Linked DNA regions of Homo sapiens: region 1 is linked to region 2. The links are chromatin loops, found by intact Hi-C in ENCODE. Cell type or tissue: MCF 10A. All regions are shown on one strand. Links, peaks and the distances in the headings refer to the core of each region. The heading gives the core; the rest is flanking DNA. Region 1 has its middle 230 kb from the start of LINC01756. Region 2 overlaps LOC107984934 (a long non-coding RNA gene).

Evidence for each region. Peaks named below come from ENCODE experiments on the same cell type or tissue, not always from the same donor. Only the 100,000 strongest peaks of a DNase experiment are listed, where the experiment ranks them.
Region 1: it touches region 2 in a loop (4-fold over the local background); 4 of 110 quality-filtered maps call a loop at or near these places.

Annotation. Positions count from the first base shown.
Region 1 is chr1:29,571,027-29,583,333 of GRCh38, forward strand. No RefSeq gene overlaps it. Among named protein-coding and RNA genes, the nearest start is that of LINC01756, 230 kb to the left of the region's middle. RefSeq lists an enhancer at 1-9 and a silencer at 9,771-9,967. In MCF 10A, for the core only: no CTCF peak of the experiment used is centred there; a DNase peak (open chromatin) is centred at 5,675.
Region 2 is chr1:29,642,646-29,654,952 of GRCh38, forward strand. The region is part of intron 1 of LOC107984934 (a long non-coding RNA gene); the gene reads left to right. Among named protein-coding and RNA genes, the nearest start is that of LINC01756, 300 kb to the left of the region's middle. RefSeq lists an enhancer at 8,328-8,407. In MCF 10A, for the core only: no CTCF peak of the experiment used is centred there; DNase peaks (open chromatin) are centred at 7,136 and 7,506.

The DNA.
Region 1 (12,307 bases), core at 2,352-10,351, 72 kb before region 2:
TCCATTTCCTACCCAGAGCTTTCATGTTCTCTCTCTTCTCTGCTCTCAGGACAGCATCAGACCTTTTATCTTTGCAGGCCTCTCCTCAAGATTTTAGATTCTGATTCCAAACCCCAGTGGAGGAGGCCCAGTCTTCGTTAATGATCCCTGAGTCCCAGGCATAGTGTGACCTAATGGTTAGATCACAGGCTTTGGCTAACCCTGGTCTCTTCCACTTCCCTGCTGAGACTTCAGGAAGGTTACTTAACCTCTCTGAGCTCAGTCTCCTCAGTGTGAGTTGAAGATAATAATAGCATCTACCTTGTGGGGTGGATTAAGTGTAGCAACACCGGTAACAAGCTCAGCGAGGATTCTGTTATTGTTGCTATCCTGATGTGTCACAGCTGGTGATTTCTCTGCCCCGAGAGCATTCAGGTGGCCCCTCTAGGCTTCTCGCCACTGGAGCAGTGGGAAGAAAATGGGCCCCGGAGCCCACAGACTCAGGTTCAGGTTCAGCCTCCAGCACTCACTCAATGTGTGTCTTGGGCAAGTGGCTTAACCTTTGTGAGCCCCATTGGTTTTTCCCTCTGTAAATTGGCAAGCTAATACTGAGCACATAGGGTTATTGTGAGGACTTCATGAAGGTACATCAGATGGAGGCAGATTCCTGGGCTCAAACGACACTTTCGAGGCATACTTGGGGGTGGGACTCTGAACAAAACAGAGTTTTGTTCTGTTCCTCGCTGTTCCTCGCATCCTTATCTGTAACATGGAGACTGGGAGTCTCTGCTTCATAGGATGCTGTGGGGACTCCAGGACCTAAGAGAGCCCTCAATGCATGTTAACTGGCATTGTAACTTTCATCATCATCATTATTGTTGTTATTATTACTCTGTTTGCAGGCAAGCACCCCATCTTATCTTCCTGCATCAAGCCTCTGGCACAGGGTCTGGGCATAGTAAAGACTTGACACTCACCGGAGCAGGAAGAGAAGGGACCTGGGAGCAGACTGCCTGGGTTCAAGGTCTAGCTCCACCACTTCTGAGCTGTGTGGCCATGGACAAGTTTCTAAACCTTTCTGAACTTCAGCATCTTCATCTGTAAAATAGGCGAGAGGAGTGGATAACAATAGGACCTCCTTCATGGAGTTGTTGAAATAACTAAGTGAACTAATGCATGAAAAGTACTTAGCACAGTGCCTGGCACACAGTAAGTGCCAAGCCAGTGCTAGCTTTGATTCTTCCTGGCCCCAAAGGAATGTTGGCACTGAGGGGCTTCTAAAGATCTCCTTTTCAGCCACTACTCTGCTTTGAGATGAAGAAACTGAGGCCAAAAGACATTAAATTAAACGTTTGGCAATAAGACAGTATATGGCTGTGCTAAATTATGCAGGGCAGACAATTAGAGAACAAAATGATCTGTAATAAAGGGCTAATTGGGCGGGACAGATGCTAAGTGGACCAGGAGACTGAGATGAAGGAGAGAAAAATGCAGCCTGGAACGAGGATGGCCTCGGCCAGGGCCCAGGTGTTCTTGTTAATGACATTGATGTTTCCTCCTAACACAGCCATGCATCCTTACTGTGAAGCATTTGGCAAGTGAAGGCATTTATATAAGAGAGTATATAACTCATCTTGTGTCTTGTCTTTCAAAGATAGTAGTTTTTCCTGATTAATATCTTTCTTCATTTATTTGTCTCTTCATATACAAGTATATATTTTCATAATTGCTTTCCCATTGGCATGGCTGTCAGGATAGACTAGGATATGATTAAAAAAACAAGCAACCCCCCAAAATAACAAAGATTGTTTCTTGCTCTTGCTACATGTCCTCAGTGGTCTGCAGGGAGGGCGTGGTCATCACAGACAGCAGGGACTGTCACCGATGGAGGCTCCACTGTCTGAGGATGTCAACGTCTCCACATGTACTTCTAAAGTCACCGTGACAGGGAAGGAGGACAGGGGGAGCTGAGCGCTGACTCAAATGCTCTCACCTGGAAGGGACACTCACTGCCTCTATTCATACTTCATTGTCCAGTGCAAGTCTTATGGCCACCCTGACGTGAAGGCCGCGGGAGATACCGTTCTCCTCCGGGTCCAGATAAAGAAGTGGATACTGGTGGACCCAGCTGTGTCCTTCCATGTGCAGATACAGATCTGAGGCTTTCCTACCTGACACTCCAGGCCGATCAGTTTCCCATTGCATTGTATATTCTTGGAAATTGTCCATGTGATTAGTAATCTATAATTTATTTAACAATCTCCTATGTATATAATTTGGATGGTTATATTTTTTACTGTCATAACACTGCAATAAATATTTTCATTCTTCAGCCTTCTAAATTTCTATTTTGTTAGAATAGCCTCCTATAAGAGATGTTGGTAAAATAGTATGAATTTATAGAAATTACACGTGGCTAAGACTTAGGGAGTGAATAGTCTTCCTGGTAAATGGGAGGTTGTGAATGATCAGATCACTTGCTCTCCTTACCAGCACTGTCACTGGGTCAGCAGGAAGGTCTCTCACAGCAGCTCTGCTGGCCAAGGAGGGGAGCGCCTGGGCTATGGGCTCAGGACCTTCACTGTCCATGCACTGGCAGTAACTCAGCTGGGCCAGTTGGCTCTCAAGCCTGAGTCCACCCCTGTAGGATGAGGGCCATGATGCTCTCTGTCCGATTCACTCTTCAGGAAACAGGATCTGCGAGGGGCCTGGTAAAGTGCAGACCTTGTCGGGGTTACCAGTTGCTAGAACCATCCTTATCCAGGTGGGAGGCAGTGGGTGGTGTCACATGGCCAAGCAGAGGCGGGGCCAGTGGAACCCCCCTGTCTTGCCCAGGCTCTCCTTCCTCATGTGGCTTTGTGCACCTTATGGCATCTCAGAGATATGTGGAGGGAGTTGGGCACCTCTCAAGGGTGGAGGAAGGGGTGGCACCAAATTCCCAGATGACCATCAAATCAGGATGAAAGTTGTGAAAGTTATCTGTGCAAAAATGCTAGGCTGAAAATAAAAGCAAGAAAAGCCTCTGTCTCCTGTCCTGAGAGAGATTGTGTGGGAACAGCCAGTGCCTAGGGGGCAAGAGAGGCTGAGCAGGGAAGTGAGCAGTGAAGAGTCAGTGTGGGCAGAGTCACTGACCTTGGTCTCCCACCCAGGGCATTTGGGGCAAGTTTGGCCCCACCTCCTGCATGGCCAAGACCTACATCTCTGGATGGAAGTTCCACATCCCACAGCTGAATGGAGAGCTCTGATCCTGTCTGGCTTCACACTAAATGATCTCTGAGTTTTCTACTGGTGTCAGTCCCATTTTCCTGGGCAGGGGTTGTGGGGCTGAAGGCCTCAGGGCTGGATGGAGAAAAGGGAAAAAAAATGCTATCACAGGAGATGATGAGGCTGGTCTATTAGTAAGTGGATGGAACCAAGTCCTAGTGAAGAATTTGCTTAAATGACTTGTTCACAGCATCTCCCTGTAATCGCTCTCATGCTCCATGGACACTTTTCTTATCTCCATCCACCCCCGTACCCCCACAATGCTTTAGTCTTTTTTACCACTTTTTTGCTTAACAACAAGACAACACTGTTTGCCACATCATCTTCATAAAGATCCTCCAAGAGAAACGCAGCAGTGCTGACTGTGGAACCAATGAAACCGTTTTGTAAATTACTGAAAGTGAGGAGAAATTAGAGCAGCATTTATGTCTACTGCAGCTGGAGATGGAGAGAAAGGTGGTCTGGGTGGGGTTGAGGCTGTGGGTGGAGAGTCTTCCTTAGTCATAGTAGTGGAGGCAGCATGGACAGTGGAGAGAGTCCTGCACTGGGGGCCCAGGGCCTGGAGTCAGGGTTCTGCTGGGTACTGAGCTTTGAAGAACCCCTGGGCCTCCACCTAGAACCCTCTGAATGTGCACATAGGTGTGTAGATATATGCAGTGCGTACACAGACACATGCAGCCACACACAGATTTACACAGACACACAAAACACACACATAGATCCACATAAACATCCCCCATGCACATGCAGACACAATGACAAACATTGCGTGCACACACATGCACACTGGAATGCATGTGCATGAATTCACATTACAGGCAGACACATGTCCACTTGGCCAAGGTCAGAGACAGAGGTAGATTTTGAAGCCTGATCTGCAGGAGAGGTGAGCCTGTCAGGCAGAGGGGAGTGGGGGGCTGTGAGTGTCAGCACCCTCCCTCCCACCCATGGGGTGGATCTGAGTACCTGGACAGTGCTGCCATTCCCACCCTCTCAGGAGTCAGGAATGCATTCTGCTCTCTCAGCCCTGAGGAGTCCCCTGCCCTGAGTCCCCACTCCTGCTCTTCCCCTGACTGCCCTGAGCTAACAGGCACAGATACTGCCCTCTCTGGCTCCTTGGCCAAGAGTAAAGTGCTCTACGCATGTGACAATATGCAGCAAGTGCACAACTGTGCCAGGCAGGACTTGGCCCTGGTGACGGGTACAGATTTGTCAGGCTAAGGATTTGCCAGGGCACCAGAGAGTCAGCAGCCAAACAAGGATATGACCCACCTATTAGGTAATTTTCTGCTGCCCTTGACCTAAGGATGTGTGATTTCAAGGGAGGAGGAAGCGTCATTCCGATGAGAGCGGAGAGGCAGGAAAAACACGCTGTAGAGAGAATAAAACAGGTGCATGGAGAGAAGTGGAGATGAGCTGCAGGGTGGGGTGGGCAGGTGAGTGGCTGTCTGGGGTCCCAGCTGGCATTCCAGGCCCTGGTTCCAGGCTCCGGTAGGCTGGTCTTCTGTAAGTTCCATTAGAAACTTCCCCTCTTCCCTGCCCTCCTCCAGCCTAGTACAATACCCCTCCACACACAATTTTTCTTTGCCTAAGCTAGAATGAATGGTTTTTCTGTTACTTGCAAAGAGCCCTGACTCAGACACCAGGCAAACCTATTTATTTTTAAAACTCCTTAAAAAAAAAGCATCATTTCCAACAATGAATGTATTTTGCTCAGAGAGGCCTTGTCAAATAAGAGGAATGAGGCATTTGCAAACCTACATGAAAATTAAACCCACAATCTGGGTACACACTTGTTTGACAAGTGATAATTAACTGTTGACAATATAATTCAGTTTGAATGCAAGTGTGTTTTTCATTAAAAAGTAATCAAAGAAGAAGATATATGAATGGCCAATAAATCAAGAGAACATGCTCAACATCATTAGTCATCAAATAAATGCAAATTAAAGCTACAATGAGATGCCATTCTACACCCACCAGACTGGCTAAAATTAAAAAGACTGAAAATAACAAGTATTGGTGAGAATGTGGAAGAACTAACTCCTCATACATTGCTGGTGGGAATATAAAATGTTAGACTGCAGAAAACAGTCTGGCATTTTTTTTTTTTTAAAGTTAACATGCATCTACCATGATCCGGCCACTCTGCTCCATAGGTGTTTATCCAAGACTCTATGCTTGACTGTGGCACTCAGCTCTCCCGCTAAAAAGATTTTCAGAATAGGTGCTGAGTGTCCACCGCTCCCTGCTGGGACTGGACGTAGGCTCTGGAAAGAACGCTGGGATTATAGGTCTCTGTGCCTTCTGTGTGTCTCACAGACCAAGTGCAGTCCTTAGCAGGTGGATCAGCTAGTCTACCTCTTGCTAAGGGACCAGCTTCCTCCTCTGGGCATGCTCGGGCCTGAATGTGCCCGCAGCCAACTGGCAGGGCACCAGCATTGACTCCAACTCAGGGAAGGAGATGGGTGTCTCATCTCTCCAGCCCCTACCATACCACAGGTCCTGCAGGTGTCATATCCTATTCCTCATTTTACAGAGGAGAAAATGGAGGCTTAGAGACATGCACTCACCCGTTCAAGGCCACACAGCTGGTGAGGGACCAAATGGAGAGAGAGGTGAACTCTGACTTGCCTGACTCTCAAGTCTGGGCACACACGCTGCCACTTCCCCTTCCTTTAATCCATTCAACTCCTCTGTGTCTCAGTTTTCTCATCTGTAAAATGGGGATAAAAATGATACTTGCCTCACAGGTTTGTTATGAAGACTAAATAAATTAACGCACAGAGCAGTGCCTCGTACATAGAAATGTCTCAATTAATATTTGCTGTGACACTTATTAATTAGTTCAGATAATAAATAATATCATTATACCACCTTTATTCCTTCCCTCTACGGGGCTAATTGGCTTTTCCCCCTTAATCATCTCTGTATCCCTCTCTGGACTTTGTCCTGGAAAGGGACCCTGTGACATTGAGAATAGGGTGGGCATGTGTTTCCTAGCCTATGCAGGTTAGACTCTCAGACAGACATCTGAGAAACCAATAGCCGAAACTGCCAACCACTTAAAAGAAGAATCTAACAGTGTGAAAAGGGCTTTAAATGCCCGTGTTTAATTGCGTACAAGGAGTTTGATCTCATTTCATAGGAGCCACTTCTATTTCTCTTTCCTTTCTGGAAATTCTTCTTCTAAGAGCAATTTGTGATGATCAGGGACAATTTGAAGAATGTGGCAAACTTGAGAAGGGGAGTCCCGCCTCCCTCTGGGGCTGCGCTTCTCCAGCTCTCCCTCTCTTCTGGAAGCAGCAGAAACCCCCAGGTCATAAAGGCAGGCTGGATGCATGGCGTTCCCCCTGCGGGATGGACAGCAGGGATGCATCCAGTCTGTGATCAAGGGACCTGCGTTCTGCGGGCAGCCTCTGTGGGACTGGGTCCCTGTTGTCCCTGGAGTGGAAGAGTTGGGCTCTGAGATCACTCCGCAAGCTGAACTCTTGTCAAAGCTGGCCCCCTGTTGGGGTCAGTGTGGACACTCAGGCACATCTTATTTCCTCAGAGCAAAGCTCCTGGCCCCTCATTCAGAGCCTGGCGATAGGTACTTTATCACAGTCCAAACGGCTTTTCTCACCTCTCTAGGCTCACAGCTGCTAGAGGCATCAGACAGAAGTGGGAGAGGGGCCGAGTGAGGCAGATACCGAGGGAGTAAACTGGGTGGACGGATGGGCCGGGAGTGAGGCAGGATCTGGACAACCACGAGCAGACGGAGGAGCATTTGGTGAGTGGCCATGTGTCTTTCAAACCATATTGTGTTTATAAAGGCAGTTTACAAAACACACAGTATGTGATAGGGTTAATTTGTTCTTCCAACCAATGCCTACTGAGCACCTATTACGTGCCAGGCCCCATGCCGGTGCTGTGATGCACCGAGAAGCGAGACTCGGTCCCTACCCTCAGTTTGGGGAGGGGGCACACGTCAAGAAAAGACCCCGTTGCCACCCCACAATGAAGGATGTGCCCTTGCGGTGGGGACATGGTGGGGGTGTCTGTGTGACTAACGCTGACTCTGTTCCAGGCCTGCAGTCAGATCTCCTAATGTCCTAGTGAGTTTGGGGATTTAGGGAATCATCCTCGTTTAACAGGGAAAGTGACCAAGGCTCAGATGGGGAAATACTTGTCTGATCTTCTGGACCCAGGTTTTCCGAGTTCTCAACCCGATCATTGGCCTCAGTCAGCAACACTCGGCCTCGGGGTCTCACAGGACGATCGCAGCCACAGCCTCAACCCATCCTCATTCCTGGGCCACGCTGCCAACTTTCTCATACTGACATTAATTACACTTCCTGGAGGTTAATTTGTAAGGAGACAGTAAAAATGTGTTGTTTAAATAGTGATTACTAAAATCATCCTGGGGTTTTGCTACATAATAGGTAATTATCTGTAACATAATTGGGAAAACAACGCAGTCAATTCCGTTTAGCTCTTTCCACAGAACACAGAGTTAATCCTGGGGAGCATACTCAGCATACTCAAAAAAAAAAAGAAAGCTCAGTGTGACTGCTGGGGTGGGGAAAGGATTGGAGGGGCCTGGCATACTCAGTGTGATATTTGCTCAAGCATACTCTTATTACATCTGAATTGAAGTCACTTTAGGAACCTTCGGTGGGAGGAAAACATGCTGATTGGCTAAGACCTGGGTCCCAGATGTCTGAGTGGAGACGCTTTCCTCCAAAGTGGGAGTTTTCTGCTCCACGAATGACACTGCCTCATGTCCAGCAAGAACACATTGAAACATTTGTCCACGTAGGCCTTAGGCATTTGCACAATTACTCTTTCGCTTATTGTTTTTTTATACCCATTCATTTGGCTCTTTGGTATTTTTCATTTGTTCATTTTTTCTTTCATTCATTTTACTCATACAGCCATCATGCGTGAATGTATTCCTTGATGCACACCTTGGTTTATTTGTTTCTGCTTCCATTGATTGTTCTTTCATTTTGTCACTGCATTCATTCATGGATTCATGGTTCCTCGGTCCATTCATTTATTCAATGCTTCATGCAGTTGTCAATTTGTTCATTCGTTCATCATTCAACAATGAATGATTTGATCATATACAGTGTGTTGGGTGTGTCTGTCAGGTGTGAGTGCAGCCAGGCCCACTGGCATATTCTGGGCATTTCACTAAAAAGGGCCCTGGGGCTTATCTTTTTTTTTTTTTAAAGCAAACCTCTTAGTGTAGCCTAATGAAATGTGAGACTTACACAGAAGAGAGTACACAAATGGTAAGCGTATGGCTAAAGAACTCTCTGAAACTAAATACACCTATGGGACCAGTGCAGATCGAGAAAGAGAATGTTACCAGGACTCCAGGAGTCCCCTCACACCCCTGCTTGTCACTCTTCCTCTAGGTCAGGACAGGTGAGAAGCGCCCTGCCTTCTAACCCTGCGTATCATCTGTGCCTGTTCCAGAACTTCATGCAAATGCACTCACACTGTCCGGTGCTCCTATGTGTCTCATTTCCACTTTGCTCAACATCATGTGTATGTTTTATCCAGGTCAGCGTGTTAAGTTGGACACTGTTGATTCTTATTGATGTGTGATGTTTGTATGTTGTATGAATATGCAGCTATTTGTTTACCCATCTAACTCTAGATGAGATCTGAGTACTTTCCAGTTTAGGGCTGTTAGGAACAGGGCTGCTATGAAGTTCTTGCAAGTGCTTTTTGGTGAACATATGGGTGAATTTCTGCTGGGCAGATACGAGTGGAATTTCTGAGTCATCAATTACACACAGGTTCAGCATCAAGAGAGACTGCCGAACAGTTGTGCAAAGTGGTGCCTCCAATTTAGACTCCCACCAGCAGTGTATGAGGCTTTGCCCACCGACTTGTCCCTGAGCAACCTGCCCTCCCATGACCTTACCTCATCCTTGGGCTGCCTCAGGTCTCCTGGCCCTGCTGCTCAGTTTGCCCTCCCAGTCTTTGTCCTTCCCTGGGTCTTTGGTGCAGGACTCTCTGCGCCTGGGTCCTGCTGTTGGCTCCTTCCAGGCCTGGTCCTGGAGACACATTCTCAAGCCACTCTGGGTGGCATCATCTGGGCCTGGTGTTGCCTGGCTGCCTTCCCCACACTGGGGCCTTCCTTGCTGGAAGGGACCCCCTTGCATCCTGACCAGCCTTCTGGGGGTCCACGGATCAGGTGCTCTACTGAGCACTGGGGGTCTTTGTTAAACCAAGTATGGGTCCTGCCCTTGCGGCGTTCATAGACCAGTGTGGAGATAGAGCCTGGGCTTATCTTCCTATGCTTCAAAGGTGGGCAGTTGAGTCTAAAAGGAAGAGAGGGACAGAAAACTTCATGTAGAGAGAATGCTAGACCTTGGCATGTGATTTACTGGAGGGATAATGTCATGGGACAGAAGGTGCAAGAACTTTAGAGTTGATTGGTCCTGGGCTCAAATTCCAGTTGCTCCACGCCCAGCTGTGTGATGGAAGATGCTAGCACCAATCTTGGTGGCACTGGCAGTGTGTCCAGGAGATGCCCAGCAGGCTGTGGGAAATGCAGAGACTGGGGGAAAGGGCCCTGGAGTTAGCGCTGGTAGATCTGGCTTCACCTCCGGACCCTCCCTGGAGGCTGTCGCCAGCAGAAACCCCCTCTCGTGCTGTTTTCTTTCTCTGACTCACAGTGTGACCTTGGGCAGGTCCTGCCCCCTCTCAGAGTCTCAGCTGTCACATTTGTGAAATGGAGATAATTCACCTCCTGGGACTATGAGGACTGAGACGATGGAGGTGATGGTGTCTAAGCAACTCTGCGGCCTCATTCATCTGGGGCAGTCACGGCGTTCTCACCTCAGATGATGTTTCCTCTCACTCTTGTTATCCTTCCCTCCTCCTTCCCACGCTGTGCTCATTTGCCTTCTTTCATCCTAGTTTTAATTTCACTTATTATAATTTTATATTAGAAGAATCATCAGAGACCAGCTAGCCCCTCATTTTACACATTGGGGAAACTGAGGCACAAAGAGAGAAAGTAATGGCCTCAAGATCACGCAGCCAGCTGCAGTTCAGCTCCTAGCTCCACACAGGAGCTCCAGCCCCAGAAGGATGAATATCCTCACTTTGATGTGGCGCCTACTCTCTACACTCCAGGAAGATGTCCAACCTTGTCTAGGAATTTCCTGGCTGATACTTGCAACAAGAGCAAAGCCCAACAAGTGTGAAGTCAGTCTTTGAAAAGCTGGAGGCTAATTTGTCCTGGAGCTGTATCTTCTCTTTAGATCCCAACAGTAGCTACGTTTTCTGATCTAAGTGGCTGTCAGTTTCATTCCAAATAAGGTGCGCTTGATCTGCTGCCTGTGTGAATATTGTTTGCTATTACATCTAGTTTAAAAATCCCATTGAAAAAGTTGATTACAGAAGAAAGGGTTTGATTTGGGAAAATTCAAGTGTGTGTGTGTGTGTGTGTGTGTGTGTGCGCGCGCGCGCACGCGTGCGCGCGCATGTCTCCCAACATTTATTTAATTTTTAAACCAAGAGCAAATCATCTTTAAAGGCTACCTTCCTCTTAAAAATAATCCAGATAGGCCAGGCACGGTGGCTCATGCCTGTAATCCCAGGACTTTGGGAGGCCGAGGTGGGTGGATCACCTGAAGTCTGGAATTCGAGACCAGCCTGACCAACATGGAGAAACCCCGTCTCTACTAAAAATACAAAAAATTAGCCTGGTGTGGTGGTGCATGCCTGTAATCCCAGCTATTTGGGAGGCTGAGGTAAAACAATCGCTTGAATCCGGGAGGCGGAGGTTGTGGTGAGTCGAGATAGCGACATTGCACTCCAGCCTGGGCAACAAGAGAGAAACTCCGTCTCAAAAACAAACAAACAAACAAACAAAACTCCAGATAGCTGTCACTCAGGTACATGTGGAACCTGTGAAATGTGAGTGTTTTATCACTTAACTAAGCCTTTCTCCACTGCTGTGAAGACCTTGTGAAGACTCTCCCCCTGCGCTGCACCACTGGCAATTTCTCTTTGCAGCCTGAGGTTTGTTTTTGTTTTTCTTTGCAATTCCCTCTGAGAGTCTGGATGGAGCTACTGAACTCAGAGAAATGAGGCCAGGTAGCTTCAGGATTTGGCTTCAGAGTTATCAATACCTTCAACTAACTGATAATAATAACAGCTGTTATTTCTACAGGGCCTATTGTGTGCCAGGCACAGTGCTAGATGCTTTTTTGTTTGTCTAACTATTATTCATTATCTACGACCCTCACCACAACCCTGGAAAATACATGTTTGTCTTAGCTCCTGCTCTGATTTGATCTATCCACTGCCTGGATGGTTGCAGGGGCTGCCCAACCATCTGCCTGATTCCACTCTCACCCGCTGTGGTCTCCTCTCTACTGAGCAGCAGGAGGGAGCCTTTTAGAATGCCCATGCAACCACTTCCTTCCTTGCTCACACCCTCCATGGCTCCCATCTTCTCCAGGTTAAAGCCAGAGTCCTTCACTGGTCCCCAAGACCCTGTGACCTTTCTGGCCTCACCTCCCTAGCACCTGTCACTCTGCTGTCTAGGATGTCCTCCCTAGATGTTCTCATGGCTCACACCTCTTATGATCAAGTTGACCTCTAGAGGTTAGAGTTAGGCTTGGGTGATATTTAAGAATCTGGTTAGGTTTTTTTTTTTTTTTGAGTTGGTGTCTTGCTCTATTGCCCAGGCTGGAGTGCAGTGGCGTGATCTCGGCTCACTGCAAGCTCCGCCTCCCGGGTTCACACCATTCTCCTGCCTCAGCCTCCAGAGTAGCTGGGACTACAGGCACCTGACACCATGCCTGGCTAATTTTTTGTATTTATCAATATCTTCAACTAACTGGTAATAATAACAGCTGTTATTTCTAGTATTTTTAGTAGAGACGGGGTTTCACTGTGTTAGCCAGGATGGTCTCGATCTCCTGACCTCGTGATCCACCTGCCTCGGCCTCCCAAAGTGCTGGGATTACAGGCGTGTGGCACCATGCCCAGCGATTCTGGTTAGGTTTAAGGGCAATGCTCCTGCAACATTTCCTACAAAGCCCGCCTA
Region 2 (12,307 bases), core at 2,639-10,638:
ATCCTCAGAACAACCCCCTGATAAGATTCCATTGTTGTGTCCATTTTACAGGTGAGGAATACTGAGGCCAGAGAGGCTGATGCCCGCGTCACTCAGCTAGTCGGTAGATGGCCCTTTACTTTTCATTTTGGGCTTCAGAGCCTGACAGCCAAGCTCTGGGTGAAGGAAGCACACGCAGACCCCAACACCATGACCACCCTCCCCCTGCCACCATCCCTCCATTCCTGCACTCTGCCAAATCCTGAGCCTATCCCCAGATAGCTTCATTTCCCCAGAGAGGGAGCCACTTCATTACAAAGGTCCCTCTCCACAAAGACAGAACACGGAGGCCGATTAAAGCCCGTCAGCCCAGCATCACTTTTGTAATCGATGCTCTGTGACTGTGAATCGGGTGTCTGTCGGCAGCTGCCTAATTTTAGCTGGGTCTTTGCAGGCTTCTCACCAGGCTCACCCACCCCAGTGGATGGGCAGAGAGGTTCTGAGAAGCATCATTGATCTTTTGACTAAAGTGTCCTAATGAAATACAAATCTGCCATTTCTCACAGAGCTGTCTGTCGTGGTGGCACAGAAGAGATGCCACTGGGAGAGCCAGAACCATAATTTCATGTAAAACCCATCTTGCATGGTGCCCTGCAACCCACCTCTTCCTTGCCTTGACCTTGGCCCCCCAGTTCAGTCCTGGGAAATCGATGCCTTTTACTGTTTCAACTTTGGCACAGAGCGATGGGGGAAGAGCTGTCAATAGGTGTTAAAGACATTCCCAGTTGTGGGCAAGCTCCCTGTTAGGGGGTCCTGGTCTCTGGCAGTGAGTTGGCACTGCCAACATGTTTACTTGCATGGGGGAGATTCAGTGCCCCTGGCCGTGGGCATTCTGCCCAGTGTAAGTGACTAAGGAGGCAGCAGGGGTGAAGGGTTTTCAGGGCATCTGGAGTCCCTGGAAATGTAAAAAAAAAAAAAAATTGTCCATGGGGCGAAAGTGGGTAGAATAAGTAAATGCTGTCTTCATCTTGCAACCAGATAGTGGGGACTTTAGAAAAGGAGGGAGAGAGAATAGCAACTACCACTTGGGGACAGATGTTATGGTAGGACCAGGTCATCAGATGTGACTTGGGAGAAGATCCTGGGGCTCCAACTATTTCATCATGGAAGTGGGACCTCTAAGACCCAGGAAAGGAAGGGCAACCTTTTCCATGATCACCCCACAAATCAGTGGCAGGAAGAGAGATACAGATGTCCCCAGTTAGATTTTCAGCTTCTTAAGAGGAATTGTCCCTGTGCACAGAACATCGTGGAAAGAATATGATTTCTCTCAGCCAGCACTGAGTGTGCCCAACAGTCTAGATGAGGGGTCAGCAAACTATAGCCCATGGGCCATATGTGGCTCCACAGTCTGATTTTGTAAATAAAGTTTTATTGGAACAGACACATTCATTTACCTACTAAGTGTCTAAAGCTGCTTTCACACTGTAACTGCAAAGTTGAGTTGTTTCAACAGAGATGGTATAATACACAAAGCCTAAAATATTTACATTTTATAATTAAATATTTCAATTAAATATTAATTATAATCAAATATTTACAACTGTATAATAAAATTAAATATTTATAATTAATTACAATTAAATATTTAAATCTGGCCCTTTATGGAAAACATTTGCTAACCCCTTGTCTAGGTCCCTGAAGGGATCTTACACATAATTTACACAATGGTTTTATGTACATTTTAGTGTTATTATTGAAGTCAGAAACTTATTTTCAAATGGATCTGACATAGATTCCCCAAAATCTAAAATTAGAGCAGCAAAACTTTTCAGATTGCAGTGGAGAGGGGGCTGAGCCTGCCCATTCCTGGCCTCCTCTTAGCCTGCTCTGGTCCCCAAGTAGAGGTACTGGATAAAATATAGGACACCTGGTTATGTTTGAGTTCTAGATAAACAATAATTTTTTAGTATAAGTATGTCCCAAATATTGTATGGGGCATACTTACACTAAACAAATATTCATTGTTTAGCTGAAAGTCAAGTATAACTGAGAATCTATCCATCTTATATTTTTATTTGCTTAATCTGGCAACTCAACTTTTGAGCCACCACAGAGGAAGAACCTAGGTGAAAATGATTAGCCTCTGGAATAGATTTCAAACTCAGCTTGCCATTTCAAGTCTGGCCTTGGCCAAACTCTGCAGCGTCATCACCTGCCCTGACCTTCCCCCACTCCTTCCTGTATTAGTCCATTCTCACACTGCTGTAAAGACACAGCCGTGAATGGGTAATTTATAAAGGAAGGATATTTAATTGACGCACAGTTCTGCATGGCTGGGGAGGCCTCAGGAAACTTACAATCATGGCGGAAGGAGAAGGGGAAGCAAAGACCTTCTGCACATGGTGGCAGGAAAGAGAAGTGCAAGCAGGGGAAATGCCAGACACTTATAAAACCATCAGATCTCATAGGAACTCACTCACTGCCATGAGAACAGCAGGAGGGAGAATGTCCCTATGATCCAATCACCTCCCACAGAGAAGCAGATCTCTCCTTCAACACCTGGGGATTTACAATTCAAGATGAGATTTGGGTGGGGACACAAAGCCTAACCTTATCACCCCCCCATCCTTCACTCTCCAGCTCCACGGAGCTCTTTTTTGCTTCCTTCCACACCGCTGTTCCCCTGCCCAGATGCCTCCACAGACCCTGATCCCCAAGCTCAGCCTTTCTGCTTGGCCAGTTCTGCAGAATCACCTCTCATGAGGTGTCCATCTATAGATTCAGCAGGTGCAGGTAAACAGAAGCCAGGAAACCACAGATTCAGAGCTCCTGGCTTAGAGTCATTGTGGAGCAGGGATTCATGGAGAGGAGTGTAGGCAAAATCACGGGCATTTTTAAGCTACTAGTCAGATCTCTCTTTTTCTTCCTGAACACATGGAGTTGAAATCACAAATTATCCTGTGTCTACACAGGGCAGTGAGCCCTTTAAGGGCAGACATGGTATCTTTTTCAACTCAACTCTGCGGCTCCTCTTGTGATCCTGTGAAAGACAGGAAGGGAAAAGCAGTTCAAGAGGGAGGCCCAGCAGAAGCAAAGGCACCGTAGTGAGGGCGAGTGCCGCAGACCCCGGGAACAGGGCAAAGCAGAGGAGGAATGAGAATAACAGGAGGGACAGTAAGGCCCTGCAGAGAGAGCTGGGCTTAGCATGGGGCCCACGTGCATGTGGATTCTGACTGCCCACTTCTGGCTGCTTCCCTGAGCCTCTGTTTTCTCACCTATAAAATGAGGATCGTGATCGGCGCCTCACAGTGTTATTGTGGAGATGAAATAGGAGAATGTATTAGGTTGAATGATAGAAAGTTGTTGCTATTTCAACCTATATTTTCAGCCTACGAAATTGGCAATTTCACAGTGATTACCCTAATATATAGAGTGTTAATTCCTTGCATGGTGCCTGGCACATAGTAGATGCTCATTTTAATGAAAGCTCTTATTATGAAGGGTAACTACAGTGGGCCCTGCCTGCGGGCTAGGGCAAGTTTCCAGAGAATCCCAAAGCCAGAGCAATGAAGACCCCAGGAGGAGGTTGGCGTCCCTCTGCAGCCCTGACCGGCCCTTCTAGGGATGGGCTGTGCTTTTGAATAGTTAAGGGTCATGGCTTCTCTGCATCAGAGACTCCTGTCCCTGCTTTAACCTTCCCCTGCTAACCTGCCGAGAGCCTAGCATTGTCTCAAGTGGCACTGAAAAGCTTGTGGCCCGGCCTTGTGGCCTGGAGGATTTCCAAGGTGTCACCACCAAGCAGGTGCTGGTGGCATCTCAGAGCAAGGCCTGAGGGGCTTCTGCCTTCTCTCCAGGGGATTCCTCCCTGCTCCTTTCCAGAAGCTCAGAGGCTTTCACTGGTAACGTCAGGCCAGGTTCATGTGGGAACTGGATTTCTGGAAAGCAGACCTTGGCAGGGGCCCTGGAGAACATGTGAATTTCCCCAGTGACTGAGCTCCCATGGCTGCCTCTGAGGAGTGAAAAGGGGAGTGGGCAGGAACAGGACAGGGAGGGGAGAGGAGGTGATGGGCCCCATGAGGATATGGCCACTCTCATTCGCTCCAGGTGACTATTCAATGGGGCAAAATTATCCCCGAATCCCCTTTATCTCCATTAAGTGCTTCTAGGAAAGACTGACTTGATATTTTGGGTAGGTGGGAAGAAAAGTGAGAGACAATAATTTTCAATAGAAATTGCAGGATGAAGAAATCTCAGTGATTTCAGCTTTGGGTGCTTTTTTTTTTTTTTCTTTTTTTGAGACGGAGTCTTGCTCTGTTGCCCAGGCCGTAGTGCAGTGGTGCCATCTTGGCTCACTGCAACCGCTGCCTTCCAGGTTCAAGCGATTCTCCTGCCTCAGCCTCCCGAGTAGCTGGGATTATAGGCGGCTGCCACCATGCCTGGCTAATTTTTGTATTTTTAGTAGAGACAGGGTTTCACCATGTTGGCCGGGCTGGTCTCGAATTCTCGAATTTCTGACCTCAGGCGATCTGCCTGCCTCCGCCTCGCCTCCGAAAGTGCTGGGATTACAGGTGTGAGCCATTGCACCCAGCCTAGCTTTGAGTGCTTTTTAATGTCTCTAAATGGCGCCAGGTGAGGTGAGAAGCCAGGTCTGACACCCAGCCCTTCTGCAGAAGGTGCTCCAGGGTCCCCTGCATGTCCCTGCTCTGGGTGAGGGACCGGAGGCAGGGAATCTGGGTCCTGGTGTCATCCTCTGGAAAATGGGGATAACAATAGTACTCATCCCCTTGGGTTGTTGTTTGAAGGGTTTACCACACTGTTTATCCCACTCAGGACATTTTGGCTACTCCTACTATTATTTTATTATTATTATTCCTACAGTGCCCCCAGAAAAGTTGTGCCAATTCTTGTGACAGATGAAAGATTCTAAAAGCACCTCCAGAGTGCTTTAGACACAGATATGAGACCAAGTGAGCTGGCTTCTTGTCGTCTCTGACACCACACAAGATCTTACTGATCTAACTCTCTTTCTGAGTCTCAGTATTTTCATCTGTGAAATGTGCTTAGGATCTTATGCAATGGCTGACAACCCTTTTAGGTGATGAATTTGTGAATACAGATGTCCAGAAAGCAAGGCACTCTTTTAAATAGAACAGACAGACCTTTTGCAATCATTCAAATGACTCAGGAAAACTTGTTGGATGAAGTGAAGATAAACCTCATGCCTGGCTCATGATTTATTCTGAGTTATTTTTTGTCTACTGTACTTTCTATATATCCATTTGTTAGTTTAATATGCATTTATTAGAAAGCACCATGGGCAAGGTTGGGGTTTGGGGAGACAGAAATTCATTGTTTTGGGCAGTGGGAATGCAATTGTGAAAAAGGTAGACAAGGACTCTGCCCTGAAGGAGCTCACATTCTGGAGGGGGAGGTGGGATATAAGTAAATACATCAATAAATAGGTTGATTTCCGACCATGATGAGAGCTACTAAGGCAATAGCTGCAGATGATGTACAGGATTGAGGCCTGATGGACAGGAGGAGGGAAATGTCTGATAGGATGATCAGGGAGGGCTTCTCAGAGGAGGTGATGTTTGAATTCAGCCTTGAACAATGAGGAGCCAGCCATAAGGCTGCTGCGGGGGAAGAGAGCCCCAGGCAGAGGAACAGCACATGCAAAGCTCTGGAGGTGAGTGTGAGCTCGGAACTCAGAAAAGGCTGGTGTGGCTGGAGCGTAGTAAGGTGGGGAGAGCAGTAGGAGATGAAGTCAGAGGTAGAATTGTGAGGATTAAAAGTTCTCAGCCAAGTTTTCAGCACATGGTAGCTCCTTTTTAACTGTTACTTATTATTACCTATGATCACAGTGCTGAGACCTCACTTGGGTACAGGAAACATGGGTAGGATTAGAGAGAGGAGAACAATTTTGAGGATCTTGAAGTTCCTCCTGGACCCATGAATTTGTGAAGAAGAGGCTTGCAAAAACTTTGCTCATTTTAGTAGGGTAAATACTTTCACTTCTAGTCTTGTTTATATTATTAATTGGTTTAGCAAAACAATTCTTCCCATAGCAAACACAAAGGTGCCCAGAATTATGATCAGTTTTCATTAGTGAGATTTTATTGTACTTCAAAAGACAGATCTAAGTTTCCCTGTGAAAATGTAAAGATTAATTCAAGACTCAGAACTCATTTTTTTTTTTTTTTTTTTTTTTGGTTTTGGAAGTATCTGACAGTATTCTAATATTAGCAAAATTGTGAATTCAGCAGGATTTCACTTTTATATGCTTGGAAACTTCTCTCATCCTAGGCCCCTCTGCCTCCCAGGATGCCAGTCTCCTAGGGCTCTTCTAGGACGGCCTATCCAGGGTCCCCCAGGTTGGCCCTGGTTTCCCAAGGCTAGTCTTTTCCATGACTTACAGGACTGGAACCAGCGTTAAAGGTCAGGGAGCCCATTTCACAGACGAGGAAAGCAAGGTCAGAGAGGGAAAGAAACTACTCTTAGGATGCCTATCAGGAATACAATCTGGGACAAGGACATCTCCTCAAGGCTTGTTAAACCACAGCACATGGAGCGCAGCTGCTGTTGCCAGATACACAAAAGATCAGTTCTGCCAATAACTGGAATTAATTCATTAATGGATTCATTCTAAAGACATTCATTGAGCTGACAGGGTGCCAGAAAATGTGCAAGACACTAGTGAAACAGAAGAGAATAAGATTAAATCTCTGTTCTCAAGGGCAGGGAGTCGGGGTAGCTGGGCAGGGGGGCTGTGAACCGACGGAGACCAAGCACAGTATGCCAGTGGGCAGGATGGAAGGTTTACCAGAGAAGGTGACACCCAAGACTGGCTTTGCTGTGCAGGTGGTAGAAGTCATCCAAGCCAGAGGGAACCCCTGGGCAAGACCTGCGGTGGAGTGAGTGCGCAGCACTGAGGACCCTGCAAATATTCAGATGAGTCAGGCTGAGTGCAGTAGGGGTGTAGCTGGAAGGGACTGGATAGGTAGCCTGGGGCCAGATCACCAAGGCATTTGAATGCCTGCCAAGTGCTCAGTAACATTCCCTCCTCTCTCCATTCTGCAAAGAGCCCTTCATTTCTTTCCTGTTTGCTCCTTGATACTCCATGTTATTTTGGTTGCGTTGCCAATCCACTACCTCCCTTCCCGCGTAGGAGTGAGCATGTGACCTGGAAGTGACCAATCACAAGTTCCCATCCAAGTGGCTGCTGCGATTGGTGCAGAGGCAGGCACGTGGCTCAAGCCAGAGCAAGCAGAGCCCCTCTGGGGCGTCGTGGGGTCAGGGGTGTGTGTGGGTCATGAATGGATGCTGGGTGGGGAAAGGTCTCTCCTTCCTACGGGTCCACTGGCTGGGTGGCTGTCAGGCTGGTACTATCTTGGGCGTGGCCTCTCCACCCATCTGGCCATTTGGAAGAGAGTATGAGCTGGGCTTTTGACCTTGTATTATGTAAACGGGCTTCATACCCAGGTCTGAGTGCAGAGCCGTGCTCTGATCATGAATTGCCTAATTGCATGCAGTGCTCACCAGAAGCCAGTGCCCACGCACCTGCCTCTCCTGGCTGCCTCCAGCCCTTTCCACCCCAGCCCTCTGCCTTCCTGACTCATCTTTAAGTAAAGGCTTTTCTTCGCCTCCGTGCAGCGCTCCGAAGCTCTGCTTTCCTGGAAGAACTGGGACACCTCTATCCATAGTGTTCTCAGGAAGCCCAGACGTCTCAATTATTCATTAGTCTGACTTCTCCATCAAAGGGTCTGAAGTTCTAGAAAACTTTCTCCAGTAGCCTGCTGTGGGAGTCGCAGGGTCCTACTGTTTAGTGAGCCAGGAAGAGAAATGAGCCTGTTGCTCCCAAAGGGCAGACTGGCTGCTTGATCTAAAATAGGAGGGGAAGAAGGTTGACCTGGTTTGTGCTGGGTTTTTTTTGGGGGGTGGGTGGATGGCCTTCTAGGACTGTACCCCAGGGGGTTGGGCCAGGATTCAAGGCAAGAGCAGGGGACCTCTGGGTGCTGCTGGCACTTGCGGTGGGTGGGCAGGGTGGAGGGGAATGACTGTTTGGAGGAGAATGAAATCCTGCCCTGGCCTGTGTCCATCTGTGCACAGCCCCACGTGAGGGACCCTGGGCCACTAAGGTTCGGTCTCCCCTACCACCTCTGGTCTCTGTGAACTCCAGGACTTCATGACACCCCAGATCTATTTTTAACAAGCTTATTAACTTTAAAAAGTTTATTTGCATTCAGTTTTCACTCAACTAAAGCCAACAGCCTTTGCAAGCTTGCCTTATGGAAACTGAAAGCTGGAAGGGGCCTTAGAAGTCACAAGGTCTAACCCCTTTAGAGGGTTCCCCATGTCTCAGGAGAGGGTCCTATCTATAGCACAGGACTAGAGATCTGTCACATGCTGGCCCCAGGACGCTTCCAGCTCCACTCTGGCCACAGTAGACATTCCCCCAACATGTTATGAACCTGCACTGCTGTGGGCCTTGGCTCCTGTGTTGCCCCATCTGGAATACCCTGAAGACACTTCCCCTCTCCCACCTGGTCCAATTCTAAGCATCCACCATGAGATCGCGTCTCCTCCTTGGAACCTTCCTGATCCCACCAGGCAAAACTAACTGCTCTGTCTTTCATCTCCCATTGAGGTCTCAGCTCAAATGTTCCCTTCTCACAAAGACCTTCACTGACCCAACATCTGATGGGCACTGTCCTTTCCCCACCTCAATAGCATGACCCAGTTTTGATTTCTTCACTGTACCTGTCCCTACCTGGAATAGTCTTGCTGATGCATTGCTTATCTGTCTCTTTCTGCCTCCCCATTCCATGGTGTCAGCTCTTGGGGTGCAGGGACCTTGTCTGTTCACTGCTGCAGCCCAGGCCCCACACAGGGCTGCACAGGGTGGAACCACAGTGAGCCTTTTTGGGGTGAATAAGCCTGAAGTTGAGCCTCCTCCAGATCCCAGGTTCTGTCCCTCCACTGTTCCTGAATGGTTGCTGCTCTGGAGCAGAACACCCTCCCTCACCTTGGCTGCCCGTACTGGCCATGCTGGCTCTCTGGGGCAGCACGAGGAGTTCAGAGCCCCAGGCTGGACCCAGCCAGACCACTCCCCTGTGATGCTTTATGGTTCCTCTCCGGGCTCCTGAGATCAGCCACATTTTGAGAGTTTGGAGAAGGAACGTTAAGGCAGCCAAGTGGATAAATCACATTTTTAAAAAATGGGCCAAACATGGATTTACACAATAGCTTGTGACAAATGCAGCTTCAGGGGATGATCTGGCAGGAAACATCCACTTTTCCAAAGGGCACCACGGCCCTGGTAGAAATAATGAGGGCTTTTTTTAGGATTGTAATTATTCCCAGGTGCTGACAGGCCAAAGATCTGATCACTGCTGTCACTCAGCACTCACGTGTGCACCCAGCAGGCTCTATTCTTGGGACTCCAGGTAAGCGTCCTGCTCCCAGGGGTGGCTGGCATGTCCAGTGTACGTCCTCGTGGTTCCTGACCCCCTCCTGCCCACGCACAGTCTTGGAGGGAATAGGGCACGGGAGGCTCCTGTGAGCGCAGGGCCAGGGAGGCAGCAGATCCTTGGCCAATGGTGTGTCTTTTCTCCTGCCACAGCTCTAGGGCAGGGGAGGCTTCAGGGTCTCCTGAATGTATCCAACAGGCTCATGAGGCTGGGGGTGCAGTGATTAGTGATCGGGGCTATGAGGCTGTTGCTCAGCAGAGAAATAAGGGCCCCTACTGTACAAGCTGGAAAAGGCTGTGGTGGCTGCCCACCTGATGCTTTGATGGTCCTGAGCGGGGAATAGAGGCCTATGGGAATGCTGAAGGCTGAATGACGCGAGTGTTGGATTCTGGGAGAATTGTCAGTGCCGACCTCTCTGCAGGAGGGATGGACTCACTCATGTGGTGCAGCTGCAGAGGGCCAGGCACAGCCCTTGGCCTTGGCATCTGTATTAGGCTGTCCTTGCATTGCTATAAAGAAATACCTGAGGCTGGGTAATTTACAAGAAAAGAGGTTTAACTGGCTCACGGCTCTACAGGCTGAACAGGAAGCACAGTGCCAGTATCTGCTTCTAGGGAAGCCTCTGGAAGCTTGCAATCATGGTGGAATGCAAAGAGGGAGCAGGCAGGTCACATGGCAAAAGCAGGAACAAGAGATAGAGAGTCTGGGGGAGAGGCCACACACTTTTAAATGACTGGAATCTCCTGTGAACTCAGAGAGAGAGCTCACTTATCACAAAGGAGGTGGCCCAAGCCATTCATAAGGCACCTGCCCCCATGATCCAATAACCTCCCACCAGGCCCCACCTCCAACAGTAGTGGATTACATTTCAACATGAGATTTGGGTGGGGACAAATATCCAAACTATATCAGCATCTCACTCAGGGCTCACAACAGCCCTGTGAGGTATGTGTTAGCCCATTTCCCAGATGAGAAAAGTGAGGCTCAGAGAGGCTAAGCGACTGGCCCAGCATCCCCTGGTGAATCCCTCCTCCACCTTTTCCACCTGGAAAAGACACCCAAACTTCCTGGCTTGTGCACCAGCCAGAGATGCCCCAACCCCACCACTCCAGGGCTGGAGTGTGAAGGGGGCTGCAGGGCAGGCCATGGGACCTTGGTTGGGTTCTGCTCACTGGGAGATGACTGAGGACCAGTGGCGTCTCTCTCCTGCCCCCATGCCACAACTTCCTGCAAATCAAAGGGAGATTGAAGCAATTATATGGACAGCAAGGGTGAAGATTATGGCTCTGGGCCAGTGCCTGAGTGGCTCACAGAGCTCTGGGACCAATGGGCTTCATGACATCCCTGCTCAAGGCAGCTCTGCCCCAGGCCCAGAGCAGCTGCTGGCTCCACTCATGCCCGGCTCCACCCATCCTTCTTGAATCCTAGAGGGCCCACTGCCCCGAGGAGCCCTCCCTCCACACTGAGCTCCCCTAACTCTGCCTCAGCCTTGAGGGGGATCTTGGTTCTGTACCCATCAGTTCCCCTGCACTGGGGGAATTCAGGACCCTGGACAAGATCCTCAGGGGCCAAAAGTTCAGGAGCTGAAGCTACTATCTGAAGGACCCATCTGGCCTGGGTCCTCTATCTACTGCCTCCACCTTGGACCAAACTTCACTATATCTGCCTAGACCCTGCAATCGTCCCCAATATGTCCCCTGTCTATTCTTGTCCCCTCTTCCCATCCATTTCTATAGCAGCCAGGAGGTTCTTCATAAAAGTTGAAGCAGAGTAAGTCCCTCCCCAGCTTAAACTCTCTAGAGGCTTCCCTATTGCACTTCAAATGAAATCTGAATGCTCATCAAGGAGTATCCACTATCAGTCAGGGTCTTAGCAGGGAGCAGACCACCAAGGACCAATGGGAGAGGGTGATTGAAGGGAGGGTAATGGAGGGCAATTCACCAAGGTGTGGCAGGGATACAGGAAGGCAGCAGGGGATGGTGAGGCCACTGGGGGCCGGCAACAGTGGGGGGCTGTTTCCATCCCGGTCCAGAAAGAAGCTGTTACCAGACCTCAGAGAGAGCTGCAGCCTCAGAAGAGGGGTCACCAGATGGAGCTGGGGCTTCAAGAGAGAAAGAGAGCCATTGCAGCTATAGTTAAGAGGGAGGGAGCCAGGGAATAAGCACCCAATATCTTTCTACTCCTGTTACTTGGTCTCCTCTGGTGCTTCTAGAACACACAGAAGCTGGGGCACAAGAGGGCACAGGAGCCCTATTGATGCCATCCATTCAGATCAGTCTCCTGGCAGGAGGCTGAGGTTGGGTCTGGAGGGCACTCAGAGGATGGCAGCACATGTAGCCCCAAGGTCCACCCGATCTGCCCCTGCCTGTCCCTCTGACCTTGTCTCCTGCCCTCTGCTCTCACTGACTGTTTCCACTACACTGACCTCTGCTCAGTAATATGGTTTGGGTGTGTGATCCCACCTCCCACCCAAATCTCACATCAAATTGTAATCCTCAGTGTTGTAGGTGGGGCCTGGTGGGAGGTGATTGGATCATGAGGGTAGTTCTCATGAATGGTTTAGTACCACCCCCCTTGGTACTATATAGTGAGTGAGTTCTCAGGAGATCTGGTTGTTTGAAAGTGTGTAGCACCTCCCACCTTGCCCTCTCTTCCTCCTGCTCTGGCCATGTAAGATATGCCCACTTCCCCTTTGCCTTCCGCCATGATTGTAAGTTTCCTGAGGCCTCCCCAGAAGCAGAAGCCTCCATGCTTCCTGTACAGCCTGTGGAATCGTGAGCAAATTAAACCTCTTTTCTTTATAAATTACCCAGCCTCAAGTACTTTTTATTTTATTTTATTTTATTATTTTTTTT